Linked DNA regions of Homo sapiens: region 1 is linked to region 2. Evidence: read pairs that join two places in POLR2A ChIA-PET (ENCODE). Cell type or tissue: K562. All regions are shown on one strand.

Region 1 (2,500 bases), 210 kb before region 2:
GCAAGCAAGGAGCTGACCCGACAGAGGCTCTGGGCACTGAAGGTGGTGAGGCTGGGGCGTCTGTCTCTTGAGTGTTGGGGGGAAGAGGGTCCCATTCGAAGACCTCAAAGGCAGTTGTGACCCCAAACCAGCAGCATTAAATTCTGGGCTTCTTTTTTTTTTTTTTTTTTTCAAATAAGGCGGGAATTTTCAAATCAGTAGATATTTCTTAAAGAAACTGTCATGAGATTTGAGAACAACATGTATTGAGCCACAGCTGAAGGACTGAGAATATGATTTCTGCAAAGCGCAGAGAAGAGGCAGGGCCCAGGCTATGGCAGGCCAGCTGGTAGGCAGGTGAAGCCAGATGGGAATCCCAGAGTGCCCATCTAAAGCCAGAATTTGGAGGCCCGACAGGCCCCAACAACGCCCAAAGCCCTCCCAGAGAGGCAGATGCTCAGCAGGTGTGGAGGGAACCCCCTGGCCCTGCTTCCAAGGCCCCTCACTCACCTCCAGTGGGGTATTCGTCTCCAGGACATGAGTCTCATCTCCTTCCTGGTGATGACCTGCAAGATGGGTCTGCCTCCATTTCCTTCCATTGGGGATCGAGCACCGTGCCTGGCCCAGAAAAAGAATCAGGACATGCTGCTGTATGAATTAATGAATTATGGGCAGAGGGACGTGGTTAAACAAAAAAAAGAAAAGAAACATTTGGGGACAATAAAATCGAAATGCATTTGGAGGCTGGAGAATGGGAAACTCAGTCTTTTCAGAGAGAAGCGTGAGGAACAGGAAATGGAAGCTGGAAACTGTAGGTGGTGAAAAGTTCTAGTTTCATGCGAAAAGAACTTCAGCTTTATAGTTTAAGTAGAGAAGAGCAATCCAAAGATTTTTAATGTAAGAAATAATTGGTCCAATTTTCATTTCATGCTCAGGCATTTAGATTTTATGTTGAGGACATGAAATTTGACAGGTTTGAAGCTGGGAGTGCCATGATTAAAAGTGGGTGCCTTGCTAAAATGGTGAGGCTTTTTGTAGTGATGAAAACACGTTGAGATTTTAAGCAAGAGTTTCATAATTTGAGTTTCCTGGGAAGAAATCTGGACTTTGTTTTGAGGGATGACAGGATCAAAGTTTTATATCATGCTAAGGAGTTTGGATTTTTGCCAAAGGGTTTTAAGAAATGTGATGATGAGATTCTTGTTTGTGGGAGATAAGTATGCAGAAAAACATGATAAAATATATTTTACGGGTAACGGCTTTGGGATTCACATTACAAGCAACAAGGAAACACTGGAAATTGTAAAAGTAACAGCCACCAATTTAACAATCATGCGCAAACATTTTGAATTTCTATCTTGGGGGAGTGCCAATTTCAACCTGCAGAGCTTGCCTAGGAGGTGTGATTAATGTTGACACCAAAGTTGAAAGATTTTAATCAGAGGAGTTAAATGATCAATATTGCGAATATGAAAAGAAATTTGGAATTTATTTTGAGGCTCCAACATGATTAGACTGTTGCATATGCCAAGGAATTTGATTTAGCCAATAAAACTTTCTAACAGAGTGGCCTGGTGAGTTTTTTGCGTTTGATAAATAGTATGCAGTGAATTACAAAATAAAATTCACATTTTATGCTAAGAATTTTGACTTTTCTTCCATTTACAACTAAGAGACACTGTAAGATTTTAAAAGGAGTTATAAGATCAAATTTTATATATTGTCCTAGGAAGTGTGAATTTGACTTTAAGGGATGACATGATCAAATTTTTATATCATGTTAATAACTTTGGATTTAAGCCAATAAAGGGCTTACAGCAGGAACAGGATGAGATTTGGGGTTTTTTAATAGATCATCCTGAGAGAAACTACATGGTAAAATGTCGCATTTTGTGTTAAGTAGTTGGGACTTTATGTTACAGGCAATGAAGAAACCTCGAGAAGTTTTAAGTTGAGAAGTTACATGCTCAAACAAGTGCATTTTGGCACAGCTATAAGACAGGATCTCTATGATAAAGATGATATGATCAGATTTTGCTCACATGCTAAGGAGATGTGATTTTACAAAAGAGTTGAAGGCATTCAAGTGCTGTGTTTGGAAGGGGTGGGGGATGAGCTCATTGAGCTCATTGTTGAAATCTCATGCAGAGGCGTTCGGATGTCAGCCAGTAAAGCGTTTTAAGAAGTAAATTGATGAGGGTTTTGTCTCCAGAGAAACTGGATTGTAAACATATTTTAAGTTAAGGTATCTGGATTTGCTGAACCAGATAATGAATAAGCATCAGACCACTCGTGAGCAGAGGTATCCCCTGGGCACAAGGGCACCCAGGCTGGGCTCCATGCTGAGGAGACGGGTCATTTATAGACAAAGCATGTTTTTATAAAAAGAAGTTATATGATTAAATTTACATAGCATGCTAAGAAGTTTGGACACTATTTTGAGGGATGACAGAATTACATTTTTATGCCATGCTAAGGAATTTGGACTTCAGCCATTAAGAGTCTTGTTTTTTTTTTGAGA
Region 2 (2,500 bases):
CCTGGAGTTTCCGGTTCTGGGGGAAGGAAGGGGCCTCTCAAACGGCCAGGCCAGGCAGAAGCACAGGCTTGGGCTTCTGTGTCAGGGAGGTGGGAGCTGTGCTGCTGCGCTCCCCGGGGCACCCAGCACCAGCAGCATGCCCGGTGGAAGGAGTATGGGCTTCACAACTTCCAAGCCCTCCGGGGCAGGTTCCAGGTGGACACCACAGCTGTCAGCCTGGGTTGCCCCCTGGCGTGAGGCTCACAGGTTCTGTGGATGTCATCAGACTGGCAGAGTTAGTGCTCCTCAAGAAATGGAGGCTGTCACCTCACCCAGTGGGGCGGCAAGAGCTCCAGGAAGCCACCATGTGGATAAGGGTGGGCGCAGAGCAGGCTTGAGGAGGGAGGCTGGGCTGGGTCTTCACCCTAGCGTCTGTTTTGACACTGGAGCCTCGAGCGGAATTCTGTACTCTAGACAATAAATTTCCACACACATAAGCAGAGAGCAGCGTTTCTGCTTCCAGCTGCCTCGTCTCCTAGAATAGCTCTTTTTTTTTTTTTTAAGAGGGAGTTTCACTCTTGTTGCCCAGGCTGAAGTGCAGTGGCGCGATCTTGGCTTACCTCAACCTCCACCTCCTGGGTTCAAGCGATTCTCCTGCCTCAGCCTCCCGAGTAGCTGGGATTACAGGCACCTGCCCCCATGCCCAGCTACTTTTGTATTTTTAGTAGAGACAGGGTTTCTCCATGTTAGTCAGGCTGGTCTCCGACTCCCGACCTCAGGTGATCCACCCGCCTCAGCCTCCCAAAGTGCTGGGATTACAGGCATGAGCCACCGCACCCAGCCAAATAGCTGTCTTTTAATTACACAGAAAGATCACCAGGAAAAAAGGGAAGAAAACAAGCCAGAGTCACTAGAAACTCATCTCCATGCCTAGAACCTCACAACAAAGTAGCTGAGAGGCCAGGCAGGTCCAGGCGGGCGCTCCAGCCAGGCAGGAGCTTGAGGGGCGGGGTGTGGGGGCCACAGTCACGGTACCTCCACCCGCAGGGTGGGTTGATAGATTGTGGGGACTGTGAGCACCTTCCTTCCATATGGCTGAGCACCCATATGGGACTTGGCACTGGGAACAGCAAGCCAGCAGCTCCAGCACCCTGTAAAGTCCAGGGGAGGGGGGCACATTTGAACCCATTAATCACACAAATTTTGCATCGCAGTGTGAGATGCAGGTGAGTGCTGCAGGCCTGGAGTAGGGGAGTGTCTCCGTCAGAGAAACCATGGAAGGCTTCCCAGAGGAAGCAGCGCTGGAGCTTTGAGGAAAAGTGGGGAGTAACCAGGGAGCCTCTTCAGAGTCCAAGTCACTCTTCAGAATGACCCGGGCGCAAAAGACTACACCCAAAGAAAAGCTGGCTGCGTTCCCAGCCAGCTGAACTGCGGGCCGCCTGCCTCCTCATCTGCGTTCCTGCCTCCCCACCTTTGTTTAGGCCATTCCCCCACCCAGAATGCCTTTCCAGGACAGAGCTTCTCCAACCTTAGTTCTGACTTTCTAAGTCACAGAGAACCACAGAGAGGCCTCCTCCAGGGACACCACCTGAGCCTCAGCACTTTGTAGCTGCCTCTTCATCTCAGGCCAGTGTGAGCCGGGGTGAGGGCTCCAGCCCCCTTGGAGCGCCCGGCATCAACCCCGTGTGCCGGGCAAGCTCCAGAAGTGTGTTGGAAGGCAGGGTCGATATTGCCGGCTTTGGGGGGATGAGTCGATAACGATTGAAAGTGAGCAAAATATTCTCCTTTCTCTCCCTGTAAGGGGAATTTGAAAATCGGATTTACTGGTTAAATTAACAGAATGTGCATTCTCAGTTCAGCCCCACCCCTGGGACTAGTCACTTACTTAAAAATACATATTAAAAATACAGTGAATCATCTCCACTATGTAAAAACAACAAAACGTGCATGCACCTAGCCATGGGGCAAAACCCATAACAAAAACCCCCACCCTGGTCATTGGCCTGTGGCAGGGCCTTATGGGGTCTCAATTTCCTTCTTTGTGTTCATGTATTTCCCACCTATTTCACAGTGAACTGATTCCTTTTAAGGTAAAGAGAAAAGATAACATTTTAAAATAAAAGAATAAGGTATCAATATCATTAATTGCAGTTTTAATGGTAAGAAGTGCCCCCAGCTCATTTCTCCATCCCCACTTTGAAAGTGACAGGGTCTCAGGCAGCCCTGTTTCCAGGCAGACGTTTCTGCACATGGACGCACACACGCAGGCAGGACGTTTGGTCTCCTGCTCTGTTCACTTAACATTAAAGATAAGCATCTCTCCCCAACAAGACTTCATAATTACGGTGGTTAGGGGCTGCAGCATCTTCCTCCCAGCAGCCCGGATTCTCGCTTTAAATTTGGTGGGGAGAGTGGCCGCCTGCAGAGCTATTAGCGGGGAGTGATTGATGGTTCAGTTGGAGCAAGGCTAGCTCAGCTGCACACCCCCGGGAGAGCGTGTTGGCCTTATTAATCCTGTGTA

Evidence for each region. Peaks named below come from ENCODE experiments on the same cell type or tissue, not always from the same donor. Only the 100,000 strongest peaks of a DNase experiment are listed, where the experiment ranks them.
Region 1: POLR2A ChIA-PET joins it to region 2 with 6 read pairs; 2 of 35 experiments call an interaction of 5 or more read pairs at or near these places.

What each region holds. Positions count from the first base shown.
Region 1 is chr14:100,887,746-100,890,245 of GRCh38, reverse strand. All of the region lies in intron 3 of RTL1 (retrotransposon Gag like 1), which reads left to right. It overlaps MEG8 (maternally expressed 8, small nucleolar RNA host gene), which reads right to left and starts at 597. Exons shown (of 51, transcript NR_146000.1): 1 at 490-597. RefSeq lists enhancers at 592-761, 1,421-1,590. In K562, no CTCF peak of the experiment used is centred here; no DNase peak of the experiment used is centred here.
Region 2 is chr14:100,675,242-100,677,741 of GRCh38, reverse strand. No RefSeq gene overlaps it. Among named protein-coding and RNA genes, the nearest start is that of LINC00523, 19 kb to the right of the region's middle. In K562, no CTCF peak of the experiment used is centred here; a DNase peak (open chromatin) is centred at 1,431; H3K4me3 peaks cover 223 bases.